2 separate regions of the Homo sapiens genome follow, and region 2 is linked to region 1. A link is an interaction called in ENCODE POLR2A ChIA-PET data of the cell type or tissue named here. Cell type or tissue: PC-3. All regions are shown on one strand. Each heading gives the region's core, and the rest is flanking DNA. Links, peaks and the distances in the headings are about the cores only.

The links. Peaks named below come from ENCODE experiments on the same cell type or tissue, not always from the same donor. Only the 100,000 strongest peaks of a DNase experiment are listed, where the experiment ranks them.
Region 2: POLR2A ChIA-PET joins it to region 1 with 12 read pairs; 5 of 35 experiments call an interaction of 5 or more read pairs at or near these places.

What each region holds. Positions count from the first base shown.
Region 1 is chr2:206,590,714-206,607,075 of GRCh38, reverse strand. It overlaps ADAM23 (ADAM metallopeptidase domain 23), which reads right to left. Exons shown (of 26, transcript NM_003812.4): 22 at 14,340-14,459; 23 at 12,171-12,339; 24 at 10,914-11,025. Among named protein-coding and RNA genes, the nearest start is that of FAM237A, 44 kb to the left of the region's middle. In PC-3, for the core only: no CTCF peak of the experiment used is centred there; no DNase peak of the experiment used is centred there.
Region 2 is chr2:206,650,050-206,666,411 of GRCh38, reverse strand. DYTN (dystrotelin) reads left to right here. Exons shown (of 12, transcript NM_001093730.1): 10 at 383-542; 11 at 3,017-3,509; 12 at 14,491-14,791. The coding sequence ends at 14,594. Among named protein-coding and RNA genes, the nearest start is that of FAM237A, 16 kb to the right of the region's middle. In PC-3, for the core only: no CTCF peak of the experiment used is centred there; a DNase peak (open chromatin) is centred at 9,111; H3K27me3 peaks cover 233 bases.

The sequences.
Region 1 (16,362 bases), core at 3,936-11,935:
TGAACTATGAACCTGCTTCCCTCTTAATGCTATTTTGGTCCCCGGGTCTCCCAATTCCAGTGTGTAAGAGGAGCACCCATTTGTTCTAACTAATGGGACTATAGAAAAACATATCTGATATTCACAATAAGCCCATGATTTGGGATGGGTGAGTCAAAGATATCTAGTGATTCCTGAAGATACTAGTAATTCATTCCTGGGCCACTTTGAAGTGTTACCACCACCACCACAGTAGACAGAAAAGACTGTGTAAAGGGTTATGTCTGCCATTCTTAAATATTCTTTTTCTAATTAGAGAGAGAAGAAAAAAATCATGATAATATTTTAATCTACAGATTAGCAATCTCAGGAAGCAATGTGCCCTGGAGAACTGACAGCTATTCTGAGGATGTGGATCAAGTACAGAGCACCCTAAATCAAAGCATCAGGAGAACTGTATTTCTGTGACAGCTTAATGGGCAAGTGGCACACAATATATTTATTTACACCCTGGCTACTTTTAAGACGAACCCACCAGGTGATTTGCAGCTGTTCACTTATGGTTATACAGGTTTGGATTAAATATTTTTTCATTCTTAATGCTCCTTGCTTCCAAATATTTATGTAGACTTCAATTTTGAATTATTAACCTATTTTATAGGAAAAATAGGAAGGCAGTATGCTAAATATCTTCTTTTTAAAAAATTAAGCTGCAGCCTCCTATATCATTCTAAATAAATGAAGAAAACATTAGTAGCTATCATTTTTATTACCTTTAAAAGGTCCTATAACTGTTGATAATTGCTAGTTATATATGTAAATTTATTTGACTGGCACAGATTAACTTTATTACAAGAATCCTAAGAAAACACACATATAAAAGCATTTTTGCCAATAAATGGTTTAAAAAAAAGTCTGTATTTTAAAATTACTTCTACAAAGTGGAGGAGCAATGGAAGTGTTGGGACTATTGCCTTAATTATGAAGATATCGGAAGCACACCCAGTGTTATGTTATGCCCCACATTGTTCCAGACAGGAGAAGGTTCTACATGACACAAGAAAACCACAGGACACAAGCAACATCCAAGTCACACCACAAGGTGCACTACCACAGGAAACACGGTCAACAGGACGAGACATGGAGTCAGGTACAGGCATCGCCTCACACATCAGGCACCACACAGAAACACTCTGAAACTGGCAAGGATGCTTACTCTATTCCCCACCCTGTGCCTCCAAAAATCACCCCCAGGGCCAGAATGGTGCCGGCCACGGCCCCTATTAGCCTGCTTGTGGCCATATTCACTGTGTGGAGGGAAAATGGAGATTTTTTAACAAAGGAAATTACATACTAATTTCACTAACATACAAAATAATCTATTCAGGACATGCTTTGAAAGTTGGCTAAATATTGAATTTTTTTGCTATAAGATTTGAAATTAAGATCTACATACACATTGAAGATATTTGAGGATAACTGTGAATTTACCTTCAAATTCTGCACACCCTACTTTTAAAAAACATAATTATCTTATACGTACTTATAAATACATAAATAATTCAATTTGTTATAGTTCCTACCAGATGTGAGGTAAAATTAAAAAGTAATTTAAATTGCATAACAGCAAATCTGTATTTTAATTACAAAAGTAATGAACCATTAGTAATTGTTTATAAAATTCTCAAACTGTAAAATATGCCTAAGAAGCTACATCTTTTCAAAATTCAGAATATATCATTCAGTTTTGCAAAGATCCTTACAAATTCAAGACAGAATAGCTTTAAAAGTAAATACATGTTTACCTGGGAAGTTATTGAAAAGCGTATTTCAGATAAGTCTGCAATATTTGGATTTCTGTCATAGTATTTAGACATTTTGTTTTTTGTTTATTAGTAGTCTCAAGTGGATAAACTTATAGAAAGTTAGGGTCTCTGGGAAACCGTATTAATTGCTTCAGACCACCAAGTGGTAGATGACTATCAGAGTGAGAATCTGAATAACTTTATGTCACTGCTTCTCTGTGTACAGCTTTCCAATCCTGGAAAATGGGCCTGGAATGAGTGGAGGTCCCCAAGGTTCCCGCTACAAAGGCAAAATGAAGTTTGGTGTTAAAGTTGGAAGACACATTGTTTGCAGTTGTGTGTCTGTGCCTGTGTGCACACAAGTGTGTGGACATACATACACTTTATTTCATATTTCTATAGGAATCAAAAGGACTGGCTTCAAATTACCTTTCCCATGAAAACAGAGATTAGCTTCAACAAGGCTGCCCTTCACATGTATTGTGTGCTCTGAGACAGTGAAACGAAACAAAGATCCACGACTCAAAGCCACCATTTTTTAAGGCTTACAATTGGGCTCACTGACATTTTTAGCTAAATATTTTCCCAGAGGAAGAGAAAGAATCTTGGATTTCTAACCCTGTTAATTAACTGTATACTGCTTTATCTTATCACAAGATAATAATGTGAGGGAGAAATTCTAGTTTTATCATTGACTAAGCACAACCTGGTTTCTTAAAAAACAAACAAACAAAAAGATGGGGACACAACAGAGAACAGAAAAGTCCCCCGAGAGTGTTGAAGGCTAAGGGAAGAAGACCAACACAGAAGGTGGCAGCAATGTTTCCCCACTATGACAATACATTAGAACTCAAAACCACCTGAACTACTCCGATTTTCAAGTTATGGAGGCAAACACTGGGACTGAAAGGTATTCAAAATATGAAGCCTCATTTTTAAAAAGACCTTAGAAAACCCTTGCTTTCAGAATACTAAATTAACTGATATACATTATTTTATAACTTTTTTTTCTTTTTTCTTTTTTTTGAGATGGAGTCTCGCTCTGTCGCCCAGGCTGGAGTGCAGTGGCATGATCTCAGCTCACTGCAACCTCTGCCTCCCGGGTTCAAGCAATTCTTCTGCCTCACCCTCCCAAGTAGCTGGGACTACAGGTGCGCACCACCACACCCGGCTAATTTTTGTATTTTTAGTTAGAGACAGGGTTTCACCATATTGGCCAGGCTGGTCTCGAACTCCTGACCTCGTGGTCTGCCTGCCTCGGCCTCCCAAAGTGCTGGGATTACAGGCATGAGGCCACCGTGCCTGGTCATAACTTTTTTTTTTTTTTTTTGGCTTAAGTTTCAGGCATTGGTTCTCAGAGCTGCAATACATGACAGTCCTATGACTTCTGCAATTTTTATATAAGCCACATATGCTTAAAAATACAAAAAACCCTCTCCCATAAATTGTGATACTAAATGAGTGTTAATTTTTTAGAAATTGTAAGAACTATATGAAAGATAAATAAAAATAATTTAAAAAGACTTTTGTCTTTGCTATGGATGTAATTTCTCACTGCAGAAACAAGACAAAATCATGTAGGTTTTAGAAATACAACCGGAGGACGAGACATTTCTACAGAGGCTTCAAGTGGGTATTCAAGATGAATAGATATATTCTGTAATCTCCAATGAGAAAGAATAATTTCCTCCACATTATTAGCTGGTAAGTACTCTTAACGCTAAAGCAAGTTAAAAGTGGGAAAAAAAGCTTTTTCAAAAGCATCCCTACCCTCCCTGTTCTCTCTCCCTCCCATTACTTTGAGTGACACAGTATCCTGCAAATACATGTAAAGTGCCATTTGATTCTTTGTCATTGTACTGAACATGGTTGTCTCTTAAAGATGTGAAGATTTTCTTTTTGTCGATTCTGCTTTGCTTTTGTTCTCTTCCTTTAGAGAGTGCTGAACTTTGTTTTGGCAAGTAGGAACTTGTGCATCACCTTGACATAAATTAACTGAGTAGCTCACGGGTGGGTGGATTTTTATAGGGGACATATTTGAAAACAAAGGTTGCAGCTGCTTTTCATAGCTACAAAGAATTTATCATCTCATTGAAAAAAATTCTACTTCTACACTAATTTATCTATTCTGTAATTTATTCATTAATTCATTCATTACCTACTAAATACCTTTTTTTTTGTTCAAGGAACTATGCTGGACACACGATGATATATCTTATTTTCCTTCTCATCCTACCAAACCTGGAGATGGAACGCTTAAAGCTTCTAGCTGACAACACAATCCTTTTATTAGGAACTTAACTTTGCTCCCTAACTCTTTGATACACTTACTTTTCAGTATAATGTGTTTGTGGAATCTGTTTATTACCTAGCAGAATGTTTTCATTTTTGTTTACTTGCTTATTTCCATTACTTGTTGGTTTATTATTATTTTCAGTCTTGGTCCCTGCTACCTAGGTTTACTTGTGCTAAAAGACAGAATTTTTGGTAAGTATAAAATATCAAAAACTATAAATTTTCTCCTTTTCTTAAGATTTTCTATTTTATATGTAGAATTCCTTTATAGACATGTCATGCTTCAGACATTTTGAAAATGTGCTGTTTTGAAATTGAGTGGGTTTTTTTCCTTATTTTTAGAGAGTTTCTCAAATAAGAAGATGCATTATTTCCCCCAAGTGATTCCAAAGGGGGTTAAAATCCTGTATCTTTTGATACTTCACAGGCAGGAGGCATCAAAGTCATCATTTGTATTCCATGGACCAAAGTGCTTTCTTCAGGGATTTATTATTCCACTACCATTCAAGACAAGAAAAGTAAATACTAAATAAACTCTTTATATACTAGTGTATAATATTGGTATGTAGCTCCATATTTCAATACATTATACATACAATCAGATCTCCTTACTGTTTTCCATAAAAGAAAAAAACAAGTTCATTTTTAGATACATGGACAAATGTCTAAAAGGATGCAAAATAAATGATTTCATGTAAGAATATATTTCAGTTTATGCTGTCAATGAAAATAGGGTTTTTCTGAACTGAAACAAAATAAATTCAGTTATTAAAAAATTTTTAAACTTGATATATCCTTGGGTTATTGATAAGGCCATTGTTATTTGAGAAAAATATCCAGGTAGCACATAATTATACATGAGCATAATCATATATGATAAGGATAACTTCTCATATCTAATCATCTAAACTATAAAATCAAAGATTTGTGCACTGACGAAGACAGTCACCAAAAGGATATATTGCAAAAGGTAAATGTAAACACTAAATACTCCTCAAGGTTAATACCTCAGAAAATAAGACTTCAAAACTATTATTTTAAAAATACTAAATGATAATAATATAATACTTCCTTTCTTATCTAATTCCATAAAAAGCATCACTGACAATAATGGATCAGTTAATAAGCTTGATTACTACCTGGTTATTGTTTCACTTTCTGTTTACTATTGTGCTATGAGAACTAGCAGAATAACTTAATATTCAGCTTTTTTTTTTTTTTTTTGAGAAGGGTCTTACTCTCTTGCTCAGGCTGGAGTGCAGTGGTGTGATCTTGGCTCACTGCAACCTCTGCCTCATGGGATTAGGTGATCCTCCCACTTCAGCCTCCCAAGTAGCTGGGACTATGGGCACATGCCACCACAACTGGCTAATTTTTTTATTTTTTTATATAGACGGGGTTTTTCCATGTTGCTCAGGCTGGTCTGGAACTCCTGGGCTCAGGCAATTTGCCCACCTCAGCTTCCTAAAGTGTTGGGATCACAGGCGTGAGCCACTGTGCCTAGCCTCACTATTCAACTTCAAAACAGGAGTATGGAATAACAGAAAAAAGCATTTGGCTCAAGATAAGGTGATTATGTTATATTATTGGCTCTGCCTCTCACTCTTTGTTAACCCTGAAAACTAACTTAGTTTCTTCATTTGTAAAACAAGGGGTCTAGACTGAATTCTTTCTAAGGCCCTTTTCATTTCTGATTTGATGAGTGTGGTTGTGATGAAAAGGTCTGACCAAAGCTTCCCAGGAATATCTGCCCATACATATCACTGAAAACATTACCTATGTCCCAGTTTCTCTTCCTTCTTACAATGGTGATGTAAACTATCAAATGAGAAAAGTTCCACTGTATTCTATAGTAAGCACCTTGAGAATGTGTCTACATACAGACAATAATTGGGGTACTTGATGTGGGTCTCCCTGTAACAGGAGAGAATTCTAGGTCTTTTAAACAGAGTTAAAATACATTCTGTCCTTGTAGAACAAAGCAAAATAATTTTCTATAATGATTTCAGTGGAAACAAGTTGAGAGAAGGACTAGGCTTAAAAAATATAAAAAATTAAAAATAAACTTAAGAAAGGGTTTTTGCATGTGAAATGAACAACGTAGAAAAAATAAATAATGTGACAAAAATCTTTTTTAAAAAATCCTTGCTCACATGGTTTGTGCTTTGAGATCTTATTTCTTGTCTTTCAATAGTTTGGTTTGAGAAGTTGGCGTGAATAATCTAGCATGCCTTAAATTATGGGTCCATAGTGGACAACTGTAGTAAGTACAGGGTGACTACAGTGGCAATGCTTTCAGGTATGCTTTCAGTCCTCACACAGGAGAGGTTGAATTTCCTATTCTTCCAGGAACTTATAGTTAAAATAAAAGAAATACACAAAACACATCAGTTCATTTCTGACATTCTCAAATCAGTGAAGACGGAGTCATAGAATTCGCCTTCATTTTTACTAATTTGGTCTTGATCCAAAGGGCAGTTGGGTACAATTTATCTTTTATGCCCATGTTCATGATTTTTAAAAAGGCCATATTTTCATTATGTTTCTTGAATTTTTTTCTCTATATAATGGAAGCACATTGAAATTAAATAAAACTAAGTATTTTTAATACTCTTACTGCACCTATACAGAAAACCTTCATCTATGGATATGATTGGCCACTGTGGGTGGTGCCCATTATAAATGGCAAGCATTTGGGGAGGGCCCAAACACTGTGCTCAATCAGGCAGGTGCCAACCAAACCAGTTGGATCATGAGAAAAAAGATACAACATGCAGTTTTTGGTTTTTTTTCCTGAGACAGTGTCTCACTCTGTTGCCCAGGTTGGAGTGCAGTGTCGCGATCTCAGCTCACTGCAAGCTCTGCCTCCCAGGTTCACGCCATTCTCCTGCCTCAGCCTCCCGAGTAGCTGGGACTACAGGTGCCTGCCACCACGCCCAACTAATTTTTTTGTATTTTTAGTAGAGACGAGGCTTCACTGTGTTAGCCAGGATGGTCTCGATCTCCTGACCTTGTGATCCGCCCGCCTTGGCCTCCCAAAGTGCTGGGATTACAGGCGTGAGCCACCGTGCCCGGCCACAACATGCATTTTTTGAGAAAAATCTTAGTGTCTCACACACTGCTGAGCCTACAGTAAGTAAAACACTGATTGTTTTAATAACTTGAGTCCATTACCTATTACTCGTCGGCAAGGCAACAAAACAAATGAATATGGATAAACTGAAAAGTGGCACTAGCATGCACCATCTCATTTCCTTTGCATATTTCAAAAGAGAAGAGTGTAATATTTATGGAGTGTCTGTGTGCCAAGCATACGCTATCTTTTAAATAGTAGACAGTCAATAAATATTTGCTAACTGAATAAAACGAAAAGCACATAATTTCTCACTTGGAATCTTCTTTTAACCTGACAATCAAAAACAAAATAATAAAATCTACAACAGAGTTTTAAAATTTTTTAGTTTCTGTTTTACCAGTATATTAATAGATTTTTTAAATAGAGGTTAAAAAGATATAGATAGCTATTACAGATAAAAGCTATTATTTACTTGTACTAAAATTGCTTGAATTTTCTGGAAATGTAAATATTTATAAAAATAACTAGGTCATTTATTTCATTTAATGACATTTTCAATTTAATCAAAATTATTAGAGATTCATAAGGTTTTTAATAATTTTAGAACCAATAGATAACTTTGCAATGACTCCATTGTCTTCATTAAAAATGGAAAAAGAAAAATGCAACAGGAAAGAAGCATACCAGAATGCTTATCTCTTTTTTTTTTTTTTTTTGAGATGGAATCTCGCTCTGTTACCCAGGCTGGAGTACAATGGCACGATCTCGGCTCACTGTAACCTCCACCTCCTGGGTTCAAGCGATTCTCCTACCTCAGCCTCCCCAGTATCTGGTACTACAGGCACGCACCACCATGCCCGGCTAATTTTTGTATTTTTAGTAGAGATGGGTTTTCACCATGTTGGCCAGGCTGGTCTCAAACTCCTGACCCCAGGTGATCCGCCTGCCTGGGCCTCCCAAAGTGCTGGGATAACAGGTGTAAGCCACCGTGCCTGGCCTCTTTTTTGGGGGATGAGTAGGGGGCTCAGTGTCTCACTCTATCACCCAGGCTGGAGTACAGTGGCACGATCTTGGCTCACTGCAACCTCTGTCTCCTGGGTTCAAGCAATTCTCGTGCCTCAGCCTCCCAAGTAGCTGGGATTATAGGCATGTGCCATCGTGTCTGGCTAATTTTTGTATTTTTAGTAGGGATGGGGTTTCACCATGTTGGCCAGGCTGGTCTCGAACTCCTGACCTCAGATGATCCACCTGCCCTCGGCCTCCCAAAGTCTTGGGATTACAGGCGCGAACCACTGAGCCAGGCCCAATAAGGCTTATCTTGAGCACCTCTGAGTTTTAATATTTTCCGTATTTTCAAATTTTTCTACAATAAGTATGTATTACTTGAAGGATCAAAAAAGTTATTTTTTTTTAAAGGTAGTGTGGGATACTACCACATTAAATGGAGAGAGTAAAGCAAAACAAAACAAAAGGCAGCTGTGAGTACTCTTTCTCTAGAATGTGACTTTCTTTACTTAATGCCTCCAAAGATTTTTAGGCATGGGTGGGTGAAGGAACAGGGAATAGATATTACAGAACCAGACAATTAATAACCCCCTACTCTACTTAAAGAAAAAAAGGCAGAGTCTAAGTAAATTTAGCTCTGCTCATCCGTTGAGGCATCTTTATACATCACTTGAGGAAATAGCATCTAGATCTTAAAAAAAAAATCACAGAAACACTGTGGAGAGAAAATTTGGAAAGAATGAACCTTGGCTTCTCTTGTTAGAGCTTAAATCTTCTCTAAATCTAACTTCAGAAGGTGGATCCAAGAATTTTTTGTTCTAGTTTTAAAGTAACAAAAGACTAAGTGTAAAAGTGGAATACGTTCCCTTTTAGAAATAGAAGAAGGAGAACAGAAATAGACTGTGAGGGTGTGATTATGATTCTTACAGAATTTTAATATCATGGGCATATTAAGCAAATGCATAAAATGTGTTTTAACACACCCACTATTACTGAACAATTCACATGCGCCTGAATCAGCCTAAATCTCTTCAGGAATTGAGGACTACAGAGCTTCATCTGCATCTGAAATCATCTTTTCCCATATAAACTATACTGAAGTTCAGAGAGTTTCAATAAACTTTCATCCAAAACTAAGCTGATCTAAATGGTACTAATCCTATATGCATTTTCCTACCTGTCAGAGAAAAGCACGGCAGTTACAAAAAAACTGTTAGCAGTACCATGATAAAGAAGCTGATGTACAACGTCATCCCTGTATATAAAAACTGGTTCTAGTATTTCCTTGGTTTCTTAGGTACAATGTAACAGATGCTGTAGTAGGCCTGTTTGTGACTGATGGGTTTTCTAGATCTTTGAAAATTGTATGAGGGGTTGAGAATCGGGAGAATAATGAAAAATGATTACCATACTCCTGATAACACAGACTACATTATAAGATGATGTAAGAGGCCAGGCGCGGTAGCTCACACCTGTAATCCCAGCCAAGGTGGGTGGATTATGAGGTCATGAGTTCAAGACCAGCCTGGCCAAGATGATGAAACCCCATCTCCACTAAAAATACAAAAATTAGCCAGGCGCAGTGGCAGGTGCCTGTAATCCCAGCTACTCAGGAGGCTGAGGCAGGAGAATCTCTTGAACCCAGGCAGCAGAGGTTACGATGAGCCAAGATCACACCGCTGCACTCCAGCCTGGTCGACAGAGTCGGACTCTGTCTCAAAAAAAAAAAAAAAAAAAGATGATGTAAGAGGGGCGGGTGCAGTGGTTCACACCTATAATCCCAGAACTTTGAGAGGCCAAGGCGGGAGGATCACTTGAGGCCAGGAGTTCAAGACCAGCCTGGACAACATAGTGACACCTTGTCTCTACAAAAAATAAAAAATTAGCCAGGCATGGTGGCAGGATTCTTGGGCCTTGCAGTTTGAGGCTTCAGTGAGCCATGATTGTGCCACTACACTCTTACCTGGGTGACAGAGCAAGATCCTGTCTCAAAAAAAAAAAAAAAAAAAAAAAAAAGATGATATAATGGATGGGAAGAGAACAAGAGTCTGAGATCAGGCACTTAGGACTTAGGTCCTGATCCTGGCCTTGTCTCTCACTACCTGGGTGACTATAGTAAGTGACCTGACCTCAGGGTCTGGGCCTTCTCATCTGCGAAAATAGAGAGTGGTCCTAGGTGGCCCCTGAGTCTCTTTCTAATCCCAAAATTCTAATTTCTCTCCTCTTAATGACTGATTAAAACAAAGGTCCAGATCTCTCACATTTTCTTTGAAGAATGAAAGTTCTATGAAGAATTCCAACTCCTTCCTAGTCAAAAGAATGTTCAAAAAGAGCTTGTAAGGTGACAACTTCCTTCCGGAGAGATTCCAACATTGAAAAGTAACCAGAGCCTCATGTCAGCCAAAAAGATTTGATCTATTAGAAAAATGGCATAGCTTAGACGAACTGCAAAATAATTTGTGACTACAGAAAGAGAATAAGGTTTAAAGAGAAAAAGAATACTGTATTAAAGAAAATGTGTATATTTACTTCTTCCCAATCTCAGTTCTAGACTAAGAAGTAATTCAAACACATTTTAAAAATATGATATATCAGAATCCTTAATTTGGCAGTAACATAAATTATATACTTTAAAGGCAAAAACAGATATTCTTATGTGTCTCCTCTTAAGTCAATTAGAATGTTATACTGGTGCATTGGAACAGTGTCAACGAATTCAGTATTCCATGAATTGAAACCAAAATCACACAAACCCTTGGGTCCTTCATCCTTGGGGGGGTGAAGGTTCCTAACTGGATCCCGGATACTGCAATCTGTCCCTGCCCAGGTGAAATCACAAATGCAGGTGGCTTCATTACTACACACCTGTGAAGAAAAAGGAACAGATATGGCATTTTCACTGTATTTTGTAGAATAATAGTGATAAATGTAAAAGAGACACGGGGGCAGGGAGGAAGCTTTAAAAGCTATTTGGAATTTCTTTTTAAAGTTTCCCATGGTCTTGATCACTAGACACAAGGTAATAATGCATAGATCAAATTGTGTAACATTTTTTCCCATTAATTAAAGAAAAAGAGTAAAAGGAAGAAATTCTTCAATTATTTATCTTATTATTTATTATTATTCTTAAATTGAATTATTCATGTTATTCTTAAATTAAATTGAATCATGATATTACATAAGTATACAAATGTCTGATAAGATACTTTTTTCTACTTTGTTCAGAAGTAACTGTTTCTAGGAACCCACTTTAAAAACATATACACTTACTTCAATAAATTAATAGACAGTGGGCTCAAAAGCACTGCTGGAGATAAAAGGCCAGGAGACATAAATCACCAGTGCCTTGTATGACCTCACCGTTACCACGTCCAACACCAAACTCACTTGGTGGCACTTTCCCTGCCCAACAAGGATTCCCCCCCACCACACCCCCACACCCCTAGTCCTTGGTAACCCTCTTTTCTCAGTCAGCCAAGCTGAGGACCCCAGAGTGATCTCTGTCTCCTCCCTGTTTCTCCAGGGACCCACCAGCATGCTGGAATGGAACTGTAATCTAGAGGAAATAAATAACAATGAGCAAACTAGAGACAGGAGTGTTTAAACCCTTATCTCCCTGAGAAACACATTCAGAGATGATAAAATCAAACAAGGAAGCTTTTTAATCTGAAATATTCTAATACCATGATTGTGATTAACAAGGCTGAATTTGGCCTTTTTTGTTGTTGTTGTTGTTGAGATGGAGTCTCGCTCTGTCGCCAGGCTGGAGTGCAGTGGCTCAATCTCGGCTCACTGCAACCTCTGCCTCCTGGGTTCAAGCGATTCTTCTGCAAAAGCCTCCTGAGTAGCTGGGACTACAGGTGCCCACCACCACGCCCAGCTATTTTTTGCATTTTTAGTAGAGATGGTGTTTCACCATGTTGGCTAGGAGAATGGCTGAAATTAAAGTCCAGTCACTGTGACCATGCCAGACCATGAAGGTTCCAGCTGTCACATTGATACCTACTTACCCCATGGCCCGAACAGACTTTACCCTTGGAATCGAGTGGACAGCTGCTCATATTTAGGGCTTGAATTTGTAGGCACTTCCGATCTAAACACATCATAGACGGGCCACATGGCGTTCCATCTTCTACATAGCCCACATCCGTATCATCATCTAAAACTACATGGGCACCACTAAAACAAGAAAGATACCCATATAACTATTTGCACCACACTTAGAACATCATTCCATGAATGAGGCTTGCTCTTCACAAAACCGAAGAGGCTGTCAGTGGATGTGGATTTCTCCTAGCATTTTCTTACTCCTCTTCTTCTTCCCCTTTCCCTACCTTTCCTTAATAAAAGAGCATGAAAAAGAAACACTCTTTCATTATCATTATTACAGTACACATCAACAAGAAAAATGTCATTTGCACAAAGTATATTCTAAATCTTCACGTGTTTTCAAGACCCAACATTAAGACTAAAGGAGAGAAGTATCTATATGAGAACAAAAGAAGCAAATATATCATTAGCTCTCCAAGGCTTTCAGATGTAGCATGGTAGAAAAAAGCAGACGATGAACAAAAACAGCAAATGAAAAATATTTTGAAAATTATTATTCTTACTTCAGAAGATCTGATTATCCATAATTGAAAAACATAAACAAATCAGTTATTTTCTATTGATATTTACAGACATGCCTAGCTTAATGATGGGGATAATATTCTAAGAATTGTGTCATTAGTCAATTTTGTCTTTGTGCAAATGTCATAGAATGAGCTTACACAAACTTGGATGGTATAGCCTACTATACACCTACACTGCTAGATGGTCTAGTCTATTGCTCCTGGGCTACACTTCTGTATAGCATATTATACTGTACTGCAAACTGTGGGCAATTATAACACAATGGTAAGTACTTGCCTATCTAAACGTATCTAAACATAGAAAAGGGGCAGTATGACTTTTCTATGTTTAGATACGTTCAGATAGGCAAGTACTTACCATTGTGTAAAAAATTTCAGTCAATGACAGACCACATATATGACAGTGGTTTCATAAGATTATTTCATGTGTTTTAGTGCTTACTTCTAAAATTTCAAAGTTAGGTATAATTTGAATTTGAATGATAATGCTATAGTCACTAATAGAATATCTTGCTGAATATTTAACAAATATGCTAGTTTAGTATATACAACAATATAATTTAACAAGGCTATTTTATCTAAAGGCATGAAAACACACATTCAAATAAAGCTTGTATACGTCAAAGTAACTAGCTTTAGAGACTACAAATTTATTCCAGGAGGGATCTTACTAAGACCCTGTTAGAATTGTCTTCAGAGCCATTTAAAAGCAAGAAAAAAAAAAGTAACCATTTGACTGAGACAGCATTAGCCAATTTAGTACCCAATGAATTTACTAAAATTACTTTTGGATAATCCCAAATCTTATATTACCTCACTTAAGGTGAAGATATGGTACTCTAAGGATACTAAAAGTAAAAGTTTGCAGACGCTGAAGGCAATTCTGCAGGGGGAAGCCCAAAAGTGTTTTGAGCAACAACAATACCATTGAGTAAGAGAATAGTATCTTCGAATTATAACTACTTTGAAGGGAACAATACCTATTTGGAATATAATATGACTCCCCGACTAAACAAAAATAAGCCTCATATCTACATGCCTTGTACTCACAGACAACTGGATATCAAATGTTTGCTTATCGGTATACATACTATTTTAATAAATATTTTCTATATATGATTAGGTATTTGTTAAGCCATCTTCCAAACCAGACATACACTTCATAAACTATAGCTTAAATTCTTTTTCTTTTCAGTCACAAAATAAATACACACACAGTGTTCAAAATAGTGGCATACTCTAATGCTTAAAACTTTAATAATGGGTTAGAATGAACACCATAATTCTACTCCTAAAATTATGATGACAAAGAAGGCCATATTACTACTAACTAGTATAATTTTGAGCAAATGTAAGCTGCAAGTCAATATACAACTTTGTTTCTTTTTAAGTGACTGTCAATATGAAAGGTGATAATAAAATCTAAATTAACTTTCCTCTTGTAAAAACTAGAAAAATCTTTGATTTCTGATTTTTTTGAAATTTCATTTTGTGAAATTTGTAATTCTCATGGCTTATTAGGTCTTCTAATATTTAATATGTTACCTGCAGTCAATCACCCGGCCTTGATGGTAGAAGGAAGTTGGAATGATCTCACCCTGAAGTTGACCAATACGTGGAGCTCGAGTAAGATTGGTACAGAGTAAGAATCCACAGAACACATCACTGAACATGTGTAAAGAAAACAAACAGACCAGACAGGAGGAATCAAGCTCAAAAAATCAAAACGATTCGGTCCACATTGATTCAAATTTTTAAAATATTATCTTTCTTTCTAAACAAAAACATTTGATCATATATCATTGGTAGGTGATAACCTCCTCCTTCTTTGCTAAGAGGATCACAGTTTTGTTTGGAACAGCAAAGTGCCCAGCCCTGAAAGGTGGATCATGACTGCTGTCTCATCTATTCTTGGTACTCCCATTCTCGACGCCCACTTTCCTATCCATTCCCCCTTCTCGTCTTCCTAGAGTTAAAAGTGGCCCCTGGGCTGTGAAGATGTGAGGAGAAGCTGGCTAGGGAGTGGCTGGGAGGATTTTGTTTTCTGGATAAAAGGTTAGAGACTGACAGGGAGAAGACCTTTTGCTCCTATCCTTACTTCCTACCTTTGAATGTGTAGCTTTTGTATCCACTTTACAATCATGAGTTCACAAAGCATAAGGACAAAAAATCAACATGCTAAGGGTTACAGGATGGAGGGGCAGAAATTATCTGGGTCTTTGGTGACCTTGTTAAATTCATGCACCATGAGGACCTCTACCTCCAGTCTATCTGTTAAGTAAACAATGACTCCTAAAAAATGGGCAAAGAATTGAAGTGGCACATCACAAAAAAAGGAAATCCATGTCCAACAAATGTACAAAAATGTGCTAGATTCCACTTGTAATCTGGGGAAATGCAAATTAAAACCATGCTAATATAGCAGGTCACACCCACCAGAACAGATAAAAGCAAAAAGTCTGATAATACCAAGTGTTGGTGAAATATGGTACAATAAAATTCTTATATACATAATACTGATGGTAGAATTTACTAGTTCAGCCATTTTAGAAAACAGTCTGACATTATTTGGTAACAATGATAAGATCCCCTATGACTTAGCAAATTTTCTACTTATGTACAGGCCTTACAGAAAGAGGTACAAATGTGCACTAGGTTACATATACAAGAATATTCATAGCAGCATGGTTCCTAACAGCCAAAAAATGAAAACAAACTAAATGTTCATCAACACAGAATGGAGAACTAAAGTATAGTATATTCATTCATTTGTGCATTTATAAAAGTGAAACAAATAAATAATAAAAATGAACAACAGACAGCTATACACACCACAGAAAACTCTTAAAATGCTGGACTTGAGAAGCAAAATACAAAATAATACATGAAGCATTAGGGATGAAAACAGGCAGTAAAACTCTAAAGAAAAGCAAGAAAGTGACTGCCACAAAAGTCAGGATGAAGGTATCTGCACTATTTCTGGGATGCTGCAATGTTTTATTTCTTGACCCATGTAGGAGTGACATGGGAGTTCACTTCATAATTATTTGGTAAAATGTATATTTATTTGTTATTTATTTTTATGTTTATACATTTCACAACTTAAAAAAAAAATAGAGATGAGGACTCACTATGTTGTCCAGACTGGTCTTGAACTCCTGGACTCAAGCGATCCACTCGCCTCAGCCTCCCTAAGTGCTGGGATTACAGGCATAAGCCATCGTGTCTGGTCATATATTTCATGATTTTTTCAAGTTTCAAACACATTAATTTCCCTTAACTTATTGGGGATTGGGTATTCTATTACCAGATACTCAAAAGCTATCCTTTACAATAATCTAATCCAATGCCTCTCAAACTTTTTGAGGTCATGAGACACAGAGAGATAATCAGATTCTCTAGGACATGGAGTGAATGAATAAAGCTAATCAAATTCAAGATGTCCAATCCCATGGATTTTGACTACTTCAGGCTCCCCTTGCTCCTATCCCCTGACACCTCGAGGACTGAGGATCAACACCTTGGAACATCTGTGCTTCACTTATGAGACATCAGATAAGAAGCTCTG
Region 2 (16,362 bases), core at 5,216-13,215, 58 kb before region 1:
CCATAATACACACAAAGGCAGCTGCACATGGTGAACAAACAGTGTCAACAATATTGATCAATGTGAGATAACAGTTGAGGCACAGGGTTTTCCAATAGCCAGGCATGGTGGTGTGCACCTGTAATCCCAGCTACTCAGGAGGCTGAGGCAGGAGAATCACTTGAACCCAAGAGGCAGAGGTTGCAGTGAACCAAGATCGCGCCACTGCATTCTCCAGCCTAGGTGACAGAGCGAGGCTCCATCTCAACAAAAAACACAGTTGAGACACAGGGTTTTCCAGCATCTTTTCCCACAAAAAGGACCGGAATACATCTTACCAGGGCTCTAATTAGTGTACTGGCCTCTTGCCCTTCCAAACCGCTCAAATCTGTTCTCTTTTCAGGCTCCTTAAAAAACAGTTAAACCAATACAAAGACAAGTTGCAAGCTATATACACCTCCCAGGAAGAAAGAATTTGTCGATTTGAAACAAGGATTCACAAACTCAAAACCAACCAGGATAGTCTATGGACCAAGCTACAACAGATAAGACGGGACCTACAGGTATAAAATGTGAGGGACACTGGCCATCTGGACTGCCTGGAAGTCTAACCTTGAGTCCTTCAGCCAAGGGAGGAGCTTCCCACCTTACTTTGATCAGCCTCTTCCCTTGCCTCTTCTCCCCGTACCCTGACCTCCCATTTCCTCATCCAGGCTATATCCTATCCCTCCATGAAGGCAGTGCCATTGAAAAACAACAGGATCTGTAATATTTACAAACAATAGACTTTGGGGCAAAGTGATTCTTTATAGCGTCGGTTTTTTAACCTTTTGATCTCAGGATCCCTGTACATTCTTAAAAATATTTGAGAACCCCGAGGGGAATTTGGTTCTGTGGTTATATCTTTTTGCATCAATATCTGTTGTTATAGATATAACCACAGAAACAAAATGAAAATGAATGAATGAAAATTAAATTAATAATAAAATAAAATTAAATAAATAATAAAATTACTGAAAATTAAAACTGAGTTGTTAAATAAATTAAATAAGTAATAAAATTAATGCAAATTAAAACTGAGAAGTTAAAATGTATTCACTAACTAAAACATAAAAATAATAAACCCATTAAATATACAGATAACATTTTTAAACAATATGTTTTTCTAAAAACCTTAGAAGAGTGGCATTGCTCTATATTTTCCACAAATCTCTTTAAATACCTGGCTTAATAAAAGACAGCTGAATTTTTGTAACCACTTCAGCAATCAATCTGCTGCAATGTGTTTCGGTTGAAGTATCTGAAGAAATCAGGCCTCACACAGATTTGCAGGTGAAAAAGAGAGAAGTATATTAATAGCCTTTCAGATACCGAGGCATACTTCTCTTTAATACTACACCAAAACATGATACATGACAGCTTCTTAAAGGAGACTTTAATCTGAAACCATATTTATGTCACGCTGTTTCATTAAAATCCAGTGTTCTTACATGGTCTTTAAGTGGGTCTCTTAGCCACGCATGATTGTGTAACATTATACATTGGTCATTTGGAAAATATTGGTTCACTGAGCTATACTGAATGTCCTAATGCTCATCCATTTTATGATACTGGGTGAAAAAAATTCACGTTCATTAATGTCACTGCCAATGTAATTACAAAATTGCCTAAGAATTGGAAAGCTATCAAGCTCATAGTGGTAGGATGCAAGTTTTCCAAAATTCTAAGTTTTGACTGAAAGCCTGTTTTTTATGTATGTAAATATACATTTTAGACAGGGTCTTGCTCTGTCATCCAGGCTGGAGTACAGTGGCAGGATCATAACTCACTGCAGCCTCGAACTCCTGGGGCTCAAGCAATCCTCCCGCCTCAACCTCGTGGCTAGCTAGGATCTCAGGCTCATGCCAGCACACCCAGCTAATTTTTATTTTTATTTTTTGTAGGGAGGGGGTCTCACTATGTTGTCCAGACTGGTCTTGAACTCCTGGCCTCAAGCAATCCTCCCACCTCTACCTCCCGAAGTGCTGGGATTACAGACATGAGCCACTGCGCCCGGCCTTAACTGTTATAACTGACAGCAAATACTGTTAATTGTTCTCCTTGCAGTGACATTCTCGCTTTGTTCATTTTTGAGAAACTGTTTGACAAATACCCAAGTCTGAATAACCATAGTCTGTCAGTCTTTCTTTGACACAAGAGGCAACCCTTTCATATTTCAGTACACATCAGAAGTGTCTTATGCACACTTCCCACTTCATCACACATAATATTTAAAAGACATGTGTTCATATTTTTAAAACTAAGAACTATTTCTATTCCATCAAAGGTGTTCTTAAGCAGAACTGGCTTTTTTTTTTTTCCACTGCTAGTGTATGAGGGTGAAGAATACCCTGATTATTAGCACTGTTTGGTGATGCTGCCTTGATTCACACTAAAGCACCAACAGCTTTACTTATTGATTTTGCATCATCAGTGCACATGTCAATACAATAAACAAATAACATCTAAGTATCCTTATGAACATAATTTTGACATCACAAACCCTAGAAGGGTCTTGGGGATCTCCTAGGGTCTGTGGGCCACACAATGAGAACTGTGCTTCAAGCGGAGCACATCCCTGGATTTTCTCCCTGTGGCTTACTGTGAAACCCTTCACAACACACCTACCAGAAAGACTATTATAAAATGCTTTATTGTGATAATTTTTATCTGTCAATTCAACATATGCTTATGTTTTCAGAAATTCCTTATGGTATTTTTAGAACTTGGGCTTTTTAGAACCCAGAATTTTCCTAAATTTCTTGTAATTATTCCCTCTGTTATTTTAGAATCTGAGCTGTTCCAGCTCTTGTAGAGAGTTTTAGGTTGACATAGAATTAGCAGAATAAATTAAAATTAATAGTAATGATAATATATTTACAGAGGAGAAAGAAAAGTCTTGCATTAGAATGTTCTGTTGGAATGTTGAAATGTAATGCATTTATGAAAAAGTAAGATAAACATTAATTTCTTCATAAATAAAGTTTTGTTTCCCCAGGCAAGGTTGCAGCCACCCGGTCCTTCATCTTCTTCCTTTCAAAATGTGGGGAACAAGGTTGACCATTCTTCAACTGAAAAGGTTCCAAAGGGAGGGGATTATTTGCAGATCAAGAATGCCACTGAAGATGCTTCAACAGGGGAACCTCTTCCTAAGCTTGATGAGGTTGACAGAAGTCACAGAAGTCACACAAATGCAGAGCATGCTCTGCGAAATCCAGAATCACCAGAGACCACTTTGCACAGCACCAGGGCACAAAGCCAAACACAAAAGATGCCACAGAAAGTCATTAGTGCCCTACCCAGTTATCAGGAGGGACTGAAGCAGGACATCCCCAAAATGGTTCCTGCTGAAATGAGCAGTCCTGCTCTGGCAGCCGTGGAAAAGAAAGAGGCAGGTAACATCAAGGAGAGAAAGGATGAGCTGGAGGAAGAGGAACTGCAAGAACTATTGTCAAAACTTATGGATGCCTTCAATCTAGAAACGCCATCAGGTAAGGTTTTCACAATCCATAGACATCGTGATGGCCAAGGATTCAAGCTGCCTTTTTAAAAACTTGATTTTATAACAGCCCAACAGCTCCAGTTCATCTAGTATGTAGCAGTGCTCTGAATCTATTGGTTATCAGTAGCATCTCTGAACTTGATTTTTAGGATTACCTAATTCACAGGTCTGTTGTGAGTATTAAAGGTGATAAACCATGTAAGACTTTAGTATAGAACCTGGCATATAGTGAGCATTCAGTAAATGCTTTATTATTTTGTTATTGCAAAATATTGTTATTATTATCAGTATCCCTAAATCATATATAACTGGGCAGCCTATGTCACCATTTAAAAATGGTGATAATATTGTAACTCTCTTTCTAGAAGAGAATTGATTGCAGTTTCTATGTTATAAGTAGTATTATCATTATTATCTTCTGCATAAGCTATGATTCATTGCTAAATTCTGAAGGCTTTAGATAAGATCCTTCTTTACTGTAGTTACTGCTTCTGTTTTGGAGTGCCATTGTCTTATTTCTCATTAGGGTATTTTGTTATCTTTACATATGTAGAGAGAGATCCTTCTCAGTTTACAATGGGGTTACATCTGATAAATGCAATGTAAGTTGAAAATATTGTTAGGTAGAAAATGCATTCAGTATACCTAACCTACCAAACATTATAGCTTAACCGACCTACCTTAAATGTGCTCAGAACACTTACATTAGCCTATAATTGGGCAAAATCATCAAACACAAAGCCTACTTTATAATAAAGTGTTGAATATATCATGTAAGTCATTAAATATAATACACTGTGGAGTAGACTACTGATCATTTACCCTTGTGATTATGTGGCTGACTGGGAGCTGTGGCTCACTGCTGCTGCCCTACTTCACAAGATACCACATATTGCTAGCCTGGGAAATGAACAAAATTCAAAATTTGAAGTATTATTTCCTACTAAACACATATCACTTTTGCACCATCATAAAATTTAAAAAATAGTAAGTCAATCCATCATAAGTCAGGAACTATTTATAGACACACATACACAGTTGATTCTTGAACAATGCAGGGATTAGGGGTGCTGGCCCCCTGCACAGTTGAAAATTCGCATGTAACTTTACTCCCCAAAACTTTATTAATAGCCTACTGTTGACTGGAAGCCTTACCAATGAACATAAACGGTTGATTAACACACACTTTGCATGTCATATGTATTATATACTGCTATAATAAAGCTCGAAAAAAGAAAATGTTTTCAAAATCATAGAAAGATAAATATATTTAAGTGGAAGTGGATCTTTATAAAGGTCTTCATCCTCATTATTTTCATGTTGAGTAGGCTGAGGAGAAGAAGAGGGAGGAGGAGGGGTTGGTCTTGCCGTCCCAGGAGTATCAGAGGCAGAAGAAAATTCACATATAAGTGGACTTGAACCCATACAGTTCAAACCTGTATTGTTCAAGGGTCAACTATATATAAATTTCTTTCTAAGAAAGCTTAAGTTGTCTTATGTTGGAGTGATCATCTACAGACTTGTGATAAAATGAAGGATAAAATACTCATGTGTTTTTGCATCAGAGGAGGCCTTCTCAAAATATTTCTGAGTTGGCGTATTAGTTTGCTGGGGCTGCTATAACACAGTAACACAGATTCAGTGGCTTAAACGAAGAACCAAAATATATTTTCTCACAGTCCTGGAGGCCAGAAGTCCAAGATCAGGGTGTCAGCAGTGTTGGTTTCTTCTGAGACTTCTCTCCTGGGCTTGCAAATGGCTGTCTTCCCTCATGCCTTTATATGGCCTTCCTTCTATGTATGTCTATGTCTATGTCCAAATTTTTTCTTTTTATAAGGACACCAGTTATATTGGATTAGGGCTCATCCTAGCGACCTCATTTTAACTTAATTATCTCTTTAAAGACCCTGTCTCCAAATACAGTCACATTCTGAGGCACTAGGGGTTAGTCAGGCCTTCAATATATAAATTTGGGGTAGGAGGGGGGCACATTTCAGCCCATAAGTGTTGGAGGGCTATAAACCGAGTACATAATAATGTCAGCTTTGCATAGAACTTGGTAGAACCAAGTCAATAAACTAATTATTCGGCGATTCTAAAATACTCTACAGTAAATTGAGTTGGAGTTATAATCTTTGTATTAACAAAAACAAGTTCAGAAAGATGCCAGAAGTATGCTCAAAAGGCAAGGGATGGGAACTGCTTGTGCTGATTCTTAAGCTGACGCAAAATTCCACCCACTGCATTTCCATCTAAACATTTTTGGGGTCATGATGAGTATTCAAAGCGAAGTCAATATCCACTTGACCTTTTTAGGAAAATTTCACCAAAAGTTTGGACTTTATAGAAAAGTTTTTTAGTCTTTAGCGTATTCATGTTGTTTTTATTTTTTATTTTTGTTTCTCTAAATGAGCTGGAGAAAGCTGATAATTTCTAAAATATTGTGTTGGGTCAGCCCTCACAGATGTAGTAGCTTTATTGCACATTTTAGATTGTTTGTAGGCTAGGTCTACTACACATATTTGGAAGGCAGTATCCCAATACTTGTGCAGTTTAATACTTAAAGCTAAAAGATTCATTCATAGTTCAAGGGACCTTATCAAGATATAAATATACATGCATCACTATATCATTAAAAGGAAAATTATAAAAAGGTGAAGTATACTTCTAAATTCAGTTGATGCAATAATGTATAAATATACAATTAGCATTATCAAATCTTGTAGAAAATATTTTTAAAAGTCTCAAAATATTTACTTAATGCTTTCACTCACAATCTCAATAGAACCATTGAGAAGTTTCTGCAGGAAGTATGCCTTATTATATAAATGTGCTTATGATATGAGCAGAATGGTACACATCTTTTTTTCTTTGCAAGAAAAAAAGTACACATCTTTATACTTTGCAAGTATAGAAAACATAAAATTTCTTGAATAGTAATACAACAAATACTAATTGTTGAGATTTAAAATTTCACTTTCCCTTCTTTTATATTAGTCTTATTTCCTTAAGGCATTTAAACATGAGAAACTATATTAATCTTCATGGCTACCGTTTTGCATTATATATCACTCCTCACCCAATTATTTCTAATTATGTTTATATCGTTATTCAATTTGATATTGAATATGATCCTATTTTCAAACTTCACTTAGCCATTGGCAATTTGGATTACTAAAATACGCTTTATAATTTAAACATAATCTATGCATACTTACTAAAAGTATACCAAACTTAATCAGAGCCAGAACTATGATAACCACATGGATGAAGATGTGGAAAGTGAAACAAGCAAAATCAAAGTATTTTCGTTTGCCTCTATCTCTATCATGGATGCATCAGATAATAGCAAGAAGTTTCTAATCACCCTACCGATCCAGTTTTTTTTTTTTTTTTTTTTTTTTTTTGAGAATTGTTGGGCCCGGCGTGGTGGCTCATGCCTGTAATCCCAGCACTTTGGGAGACCGAGGCGGGCAGATCACGAGGTCAGGAGATCGATACCATCCTGGCTAACACGGTGAAACCCCGTTTCTACTAAAAAATACAAAAAAAATTAGCCGGGCGTGGTGGCTGGAGCCTGTAGTCCCAGCTACTCGGGAGCCTGAGGCAGGAGAATGGCTTGAACCCAGGAGGCGGAGCTTGCAGTGAGCTGAGATCGCGCCCGTGCACTCCAACCTGGGCGACAGGGTGAGACTCCGTCTCAAAAAAAAAAAAAAAAAAAAAAAAAGAGACTGTGAGAACTTAACGGAAAAGAGAAAACTGTGTAGAAGTTCCACAAACCTCTTTAAATTCCAAACTTGGATTGAAAATCAGTAGTGAATAATTTGCATAAAAATTGCAGTAAAAAATAAATTTGGAAAAGTGTCAGCTGTTCCTTGCCTCTGCTGTGGCAAAAAAAAAAAAAAAAGTCCTCTTGTTTTACTGTATTATTCAACTATTTTTTTCCATTTGATAGTAAAATTTCTTGCATATGTCTACTAAGTTATTTTTCTAGCTTCTTTTTCCATCCTTTTTAACTATTCATTTGCCACTATAGGTTTCACTGATGAGAAGTCAAGACAGAGGAGTAGAGTGATGATATTAGGAGGGCATGGTTTGAGAACAAAGATGGTATCTTGGACTAGCATGAAAACACTTATCATAGCTTTTCCAAAAGGCTCAATGCAAAGCAAACAGGAAAATAAAACCCATATCCCAGCTTCTCACTTTGCAGGGGGAAACAATTGGACCATTCATCCAACTTTCTAACTCTTCTGGGGGCTGTCCAAGGGACTGGGCTTCTGTCTAACCTGTCTCAAATTACTGACAAAACCCATCATATTCTAGATGCCTGAGAGATGCTTAAAAACAAAAGGCAGCTGGGACTAGTATGAACGTTTGAACAGCCCCCGAGAATCTCTGACCAGGCTGATTGCTAAGGGTCTTCTGTATGAGGCCAGTCTTGAAGACTAAGAGAGATAGTTATTTTTTCTATTGCACAGATACTAAAATAAAGAGTAAAGAAGAAGAAGTAATAGAGAAACATAGTCCAACAAAGAAGTAAGAGCTCCAAAATGGACCCTTATGAAATAGTAATATTTGAATTACCTGACAGAGAATTGAAAATAACCATCATAAAAATGCTCAGTGAGCCAGGAGAACAATACATGAACGAAATGAGAATTTCAACAAAGAGATAGAGAAATTTTTAAAAGAACCAAACAATAGTCTTGGAGCTGAAGAATGTAATAATTGAACTAAAAATTTCAATAGAAGTGTTCAACAGCAGACTAGATCAAGCAGAAAAATCAGCAAACCCAAAGACAGATCATTTGAAATTATCTGACAAGAAGGGAAAAAAGAAGAAAGAGTGATGAACGTTTAAGGGACGCATGGGATGCTATTAAGCTGACCAATATTTGTAATATGGGAGTTGTAGAAGCAGAGGAGAAAGAAAGGGTCAGAAAGCTTATTCAAATAAACAAGGGCAAAAATTTCTCAAATTTGGGAAAGAAAATGGACGTCCAGATCCAAGAATCCTAACAGACCCTGAGTTAGATGAACTGAAAGACTTCAACACTGAGACACATTATAACCAAATTGTCAAAAGTCAAACACAAAAGAGAATTTTGAAAGCAGCAAGAGAAAAGTGACTTATCATGTAGAAAGAAACCCTTATAAGATTATAACAGTTTTTGCATCAGAAATCTCACAGAAATGGGATAATATATTCAAAGTGCTGAAAGAAGAAATAAACTATCAATCAAAAATACTATATCCAACAACTCATTAGTAAAGGTAAATATATACAGGCAAATACAAAATACTATAAAATGAAAATAGTGGTATTTAAATAATTTTAATTTTAATATGAAAGTTAAAAGACTCAAGTATTAAAAACAACATTAAAATATGTTAATGAATATACAATACAAAAATAAGTAAATTGTGATGTCAGTAACAAAATGTGGGCTGGATGTGGTGGCTCACATCTGTAATCCCAGCACTTTGAGAGGCTGAGTCAGGGAACTGATTGAAGCTAGTAGTTTCAACAAGCAGTTACTAGCTTGAAGCTGGTAGTATGCCTGAGCAACATAGTGAGACCACATCTTTACCAAAAAATTTTTGTAAAGATGTGTGGTGTGGTGACGCATGCCTATAGTCATATCTACTCAGGAAGCTGAGGAGGGAGGGTCACTTGAGCCTTGGTGTTTGAGGTTACAGTGAGCTAATCACACCACTGCACTCCATTCTGGGCAAGACAACAAGATCCCATCTCTAAAATGAAAACAACAATGAAACAATGAACAAAATAAAAATAAACAAACCAAAAAGAAAAGTGTATGGGGATGGCTGGGCGAGATGGCTCACGACTATAATCCCAGCACTTTGGGAAGCCGAGGTGGGCGGATCACCTGAGATTGGGAGTTCAAGACCAGCCTGACCAACATGTAGAAACCCCATCTCTACTAAAACTACAAAATTAGCCGGACGTGGTGGCATGCACCTTTAATCCCAGTTACTTAGGAGGCTGAGGCAGGAGAATCACTTGAACCCGGGAGGCAGAGGTTGCGGTGAACCAAGATCATGCCATTGCACTCCAGCCTGGGCAAAAAGAGTGAAACTCCGTCTCAAAAAAAAAAAAAAAGACTATTTAGAAAAGTGTATGGGAACTAAAAGTGAAAACTTTTTGAATGCAATTGAAGTGAAGTTATTATCAGCCAAAATAGGCTGTTATTACTATAAGATTTTTATATAAGCCTCATAGTAAGTGCAAATATAATAGCTGTCAAAGATGCACAAAAGAAAAAAACGAAATAATATTTTTTTAAAAAGACAGCAAACTAGAAGAAGAGGGGCAATACAACTAAAAGACAGACAGAAAACAACTCTCAAAATGGCAAAATTGTCCTCCCCTATCAATAATTATTAAATATAAATGGATTAAAGCCTCCAATCAAAAGATATACATACAGTTGCTGAATGGATTGAAGAAAAAGACCCAACTATATGCTGTCTACAAAAGACTCACTTCAGATTTAAGGACACAAAGGCTGAAAATGAAGGTATGGAAAAAGATATTTTATGTTAATGGTATTCAAAAATAGCAGGGGTGGCTATAGTTATATGAGACAAAATAGACTTTAAGTCAAAAACTCACACAAGTGACAAAGAAGTCATTATAAAATGATAAAAGGGTCAATTTACCCAGAAGATACTATAATTATTATAATATATACACCAAACATCAGAGCACCTAAATATATAAAGCAATTATTGACAAAACTGAAGGGAGAAATAGACAGTGATAGAATAATAGTAGGGGACTTCAATAAACCACTTTCAATAATGATTAGAACCTCCAGACAGAAAATCAATAAGGAAATAGTAGACTTGAAAACAGTAAACCAAATAGGCCTGAGAGACATATAAAGACTATTTCACCCAATAGTGCAGAATATACATTCTTCTCCAGCAAACATGGAACATTTTCTGGGATAGATCATATGTTAATGCACAAAACAAGTCTTAACAAATTTAAGAACATTGAAATCATGCCAAATATCTTTTCCAACCACAGTGAAATAAAACTAGAAATTAATAGCAGAAGGAAAACTAAAAAATGTATAGAGATGTTAAACTACACAACACATTCTTGAACAACCAGTGGGTCAAGGAAGAAATCAATGACCAGGCGTGGTGGCTTATGCCTATAATCCTAGTGCTTTGGGAGGCTGAGGTGGGAGGACCAATTGAGGCCAAGAGTTTGAGACCAGCCTGAGCAACTTGTCAAGACCCTATCTCTACAAAAAAAAAAAAAAAAATTTTTTTTTAATTAGCTGGATGTGTTGGTACGTGCCTGCAGTCCCAGCTACTCAAGAGACTGAAGCAGGAGGATGGCCTGAGCCTGGAAGATCAAGGCTTCGGTGAGCTGTGATTGCACCACTGCACTCCAGCCTGGGTGACAGAGCAAGACCCTATCTCAAAGAAAAAGAAAATTTAGCTGGGCATGGTGACACATGCCTATAATCCTAGCTACTCAAGAGACTGAGACAAGAGAATCATTTGAGCCCAGGAGTTCAAAGTTACAGTGAACTATGATCACATCACTGTGCTCCAGCCTGGGCAACAGAGCAAGACTCTGTCTCAAAAAAAAAAAAAAAATCACACAATCATCACAATAGATATAGGAAAAAAGCATTTTACAGAATTCAATACACTCTCATGAGAAACTCTCAACAAACTAGGAATAGAAAGAAATTATCTCCACATAATAAAGTCCAAATAAGAAAAACCCACAGCTAACATCATATTCCTTTTTCTTAAAGGTGAAAAGCTGAAGTTTTTTTCTTTAAGATCAGGAACAAAGCAAGGATGCTTATTTTCACTACATCTATTCAACATAGTACTGGAAGTCCTAGCCAGAGTAATTAGACAAGAAAAGGAAAGAAGAGGCATCCCAATCAGAAAGGAACAAGTAAAAAGATCTCTATTTGCATATGCCATGATCTTATATGTACGAGAGCATGGTTAAGGGTGGGGAGCAGGAGGTTTATTCCTGTTCCTTTTTTCCCCATCTAGAACCATCACTCAAAAGTATCAAGTAATCAGAAAATAAAACTTCAAATTTAGCAAATTCTAAGGAAATGACCAAGCTCAGGAGAGCACCTTATTTGTATTTCATTTGTTTATAAGGTAATCTCAAATGTTGCCTGGGAGTCCTAGAAGTGTTTACTGGAATAGTAATGGATACAGAGTTGACCCTTGAGCAATGTAAAAGTTAGGGGCACTGACCCTCCATGCTGCCAAAAATCAGCATATAACTTTTGACTCCTCTAAAACTTAACTACCAATAGCCTACTGTTGAACAGAAGCCTTACCAGTAAAATAAACAGTTGATCGACAAATATTTTGTATGTTATTTGTATCATATATTGCATTCTTACAAAAAAGTAAGCTAGAAAAAAGAAAATGTTATTAAGGGAATCATAAGGAAAAGAAAATATATTTACTATTCATTAACTGGAAGTAGATCATCATAAAGATCTTCATCCTCATCATCTTCACGTTGAGTAGGCTGAAAATAAGGAGTCAGAGGAGGGGTTGCTCTTGCTTTCTCAGGTATGGCAGAGGTAGAAGAAAATCCATGAATTAGTTGGCTCACACAGTTCAAATTCATGTTGTCCGAGGATTCACTATATTCATTGCTTCATAGATAGATAGAGATACAGATATACACAGAAGTAATTAATGGGAAAAGATATATTTCCAGCATTTAAGCTCCATGAAGGCAGAAAAAAAGTGTAGTTGGCTCATCATTCAATCGCTAATTCATTCATTCAACAAATATTAATCAAGCATTTGTTGTGTGCCAAGCACTGTGCTTGCACTGGGCATTTATTTTGAAGTGGGGTATGTTTCTATTTTTAAAACATTCTGGCATTGTGTGGAGAGTGACTTAGAGAAAGGCAAGGGGTGAGCAAAGAGACCAGGTAAAAGCCTACTGCAGTCTAGCCAAGAGATGACGGTGTTGCCCTGTATGGATGGTGATGCACTTACTGCAATGGGGAAAGCTGGGAAAACTGTTATGCGGTTGGCAAATCAAGAGTTCTGTTTTGAATGTATTGTGAATTGCCTGAGAGACATCCAAATGAAGACATCACAGAGGCAATCAACATGTACAATCTGGAGCTCAAGGGAAAGGTCTTAGTACAGAGTAGCTATTCAATACATATTGGCTTGCTTAATTAATTATTGTAAATAAGATATGGGCTCAGTATTCCAGTTGCCCAGAAGAGTGAACATAGACTAAAAAACCTAATACTTTTTCATTTCTACATCTATCATTCTTGTAGTCTACTCTCACATCCCTGATTTATTCGAAGACTAGATAGACTTTTAATTACATTTAAGTGAATTATTTTGTCATTGTGATTTTCTCTGGACTGCCAATTTCACAAGTGTTCCATCTAACATCTCATTAGGTCTCTGCCTATGTGCTATATTAATTCAGTCCTTACATTTATTTAGTTCCAAATATATGCCAAGCAACATGCTAGGTGTTAGGTGCATATTTTTGGCTATTTTTAATATTTCAAGAGACTAAAGCTGAAAAAGAAAACAATGAATAACAATAAGAAAAATTACAGTATGTGAGATTGATTATGGCTTTCCTATTTATTTATTGCTATATTTTAAGTTTTTATCACTGTGGCCTGAGAAACGATGTCTTAAAATAAGTTTGCCTCTGGACAAGGTTTGTTAGTCAGACAATAAAATATTATTTAGTCAAGGTCCTCTGGAGCGGTATTGGAGTGATAAGTGGGATAAAAAATGCATGAACCCTCTAGCCTTATGTTCAACAAAAAACAGCACAGATGGACCCACAATATAAATTATGTAGCTATAAAGTAAACAACTAACATAATAAATCTCCCCATGTTTTCATTTCCTGTGATCTTATTTTTATTAATTACACAAATAATGTAATACTGTATGTTTATTGTAAATTAAAATGCAAAGTGCACAGATTTTTTAAAAAATGAATTCATCATCATGCTCTTCACTCTCTCCCACCTGTTTTTCAGAGATAACCACTATTAACAGCTTAGTGAGTTTCCTTCAAACCATTTTCTATGCACATATGTATGTCTTTACTTTTTCAACATAAGTTAGATCATACTATGCTTTTGCTTTCTTCACTTGTTCAATATCTTAGACATTGAGCAATGTCATTTTTAAAATGCTGCATAATATCTCAGGGTACAAATGCACTATAATTTATTTATTGGTATATAATTAAGTTGCTTCCAATTTTTATCACAAAAATACTTTGGTGTGTATCCTTATAATATATATCTTTATGCACAAATGTAAATATGTTTATAAGATCAATTCCTAAAAACAGAACTCTTTAAGTTAAAGATTATGCATATCAAAATTTTAGTTGATACCTGCCAAATTGTAGATCTTTCTATACCACAATTCCTATTATGACAGATCATAGGGGACACTCAAACCATTAATCAGGTAACTATAGAGCACTGGTTCTCAAAAATGTGGTGTCTGGACTAGCCGCATCAGTATCACCTGGGAACTTAACAATAAATATAAATGCTCAGGCTCCGTCCCACCTGAACAGAATCTGAACTCTGTAGGTGTGGTCCAGAAATCTGTTTTCACAATCTCCAGGTGATTTTTATATACAACAGAATTTTGGAGCCACTGCTCAATAGTGGGCTTTCTGGCTACTCCGATTTGTGCAAGGAGCCGTGGGAAAGTGCTTCTTAAGAACCTATGCCTGACTGAATTCGTAGTAATGATCGTGGTAAATAATAGCCATCTTATTTGCTGGCTAACTTAAGGACATTGTCCTTGAGAACTGAAGAAAAATGGATTCTGTTTCTTCTCCATGTGAGAGCTTTATCAATATCTTCATGAGAAGCTACCGGTATGTTTCTCTAAATGACTCTCTTGTTTGTTGATTTCAGGCCCGGAGTCTTCAGTAAACATGGACCTGTACAGTGGAGCTCAGCGAGTGTGCAGGGCCTTCTCTGCCCTTGTTGATCAAATTGCCTTGCCCAATTTGAAGTGAAATGGAGTCCAGGCTCAAAGGCCTCTTGGTGTGATGACAAAATGCAGTTGCACAACTGTATTAAAAGAATTAAGACTTCTACCTTTCTTTTAATAGTTTAGTGTGAACTATGAAGAAAACAGGTTTTGTTTTTTGATCTCCCTCCCTACTTATGTATCTTAGTTCTGCAGTTCAGAGTGAAGGTTGGGGGTTAGCAGGGCGAGTAGAGGATGAAGAAGGAAGGAAGATATGGCAGAGTCAGATCTCTGCATGAAGGGCCATCCTTATTGTGAATACCTCCGGAGTAACATTCAAGTGTGTGACCTACATAGATGCATGCAACTGTCTTCCTCAAGTATCATGTAAATTACTGAATTGATGGCCTAATTTTCTATCTTGATGCTTCTGCTGGAGAATAGGCTTAGCAAAGAACTAACTACATACATACACACACACACACACACACAATTGAGTGCATGTAAAACTGGTAACATCTGAATAAATTTGGATTATACCACTGTCAGTTTCCTAGTTGTAATATTGTACCATAGTTATGCAAGATGTTCCCATTGGGGAAACTAGATGAAGGGCATACAGACGTCTCTGTATTATTTCTTATAACTGTATATGAATCAAGTATCTCAAAATAAAAAATTTAATATATGAATGTTTGTCGCTAAAATCTCCACATCCAACAAGTTTCACTAAAGCATCAGTGTGCCTCCTTTCTCTGTTATGTTGGATTAGGTTATAGATGCTTAACTTACTAATGCCCAAAGTAATAGCTAACCTTTTTTGACTGTTAGAGCACTTAGTTTTTAAGCACTTTCTATGTGCTGACTCATTTAATCCTCACAAGAAACCTAGGTAGTACGTTTCTCATTTTATGAGGAAACTGAGGCACAAAGAGGTTTAGTAACTTGTCCAAAGTTGATTTGGCCACTTCTTGATGAAGCTGGGATTTGAACTCAGCTTCTGAGCCTATACTGTAACTACTACTCTGTACTTCCTTTCAATAAACATTGTGGTGATTTCAATGTTTTTGTCTATTATCTTGAGATGCAGGCCATGTTACATTCAGAAAGGCTGTGGATTTTTATATGATCTGTAATTCCTAGAACTGTTTACAGAGTGAAATAATGTCTCATTGGATGGGATTAGGACTAGGTTATCCCTGTTCCGTCTCATCCTAATAGTTTTTAATCTGCTTTTCAGCCTATCATAAACTGTTGGTTTTAGTTTTGTTGCTTAGCATAGTTACTCTTCTTTTCACTTCATCCCAGTTTGTTCCTTACACTTTTGGTAAGCTTCATCAGCAAGCTGCAGTCCCTGGGCCAAATTCGGCTTGCTCCCTGTTTTGAACAGGCTATGAGCTAAGTGTGGTTATTATATCTTTTTAAAAAATTGAAAAAGTCCAAAGAAAAATATTCTGTGGCACCTGAAAAGTGTATGGACTCTGATTTCAGTGTCCATAAACAGAGTTTTATTGGAACACAACCATATTCACTCAGTTATGTATTGTGATAACTGCTTTTGTTCCGCCGAGGCCGAATTGATTAGTTACAGCAGAGACTGGATGGCCCAGAAAGCCTATAATATTTACTATCAGACTCTACAGAAAAAGATTGCCAATCCCCGTTGTGGAGTACCAAGGTGAGGGAAGAACAAAGGGCAGGCTCTTCTGCAAGCTCATTCTCCAAGTGTAGTTTCTCTTTGATGATTTATAAGAGATAGTGAATTTACGTGATAGTTTTGAAGAATATGATGAAAAACGTTAGAAAAAGCACCA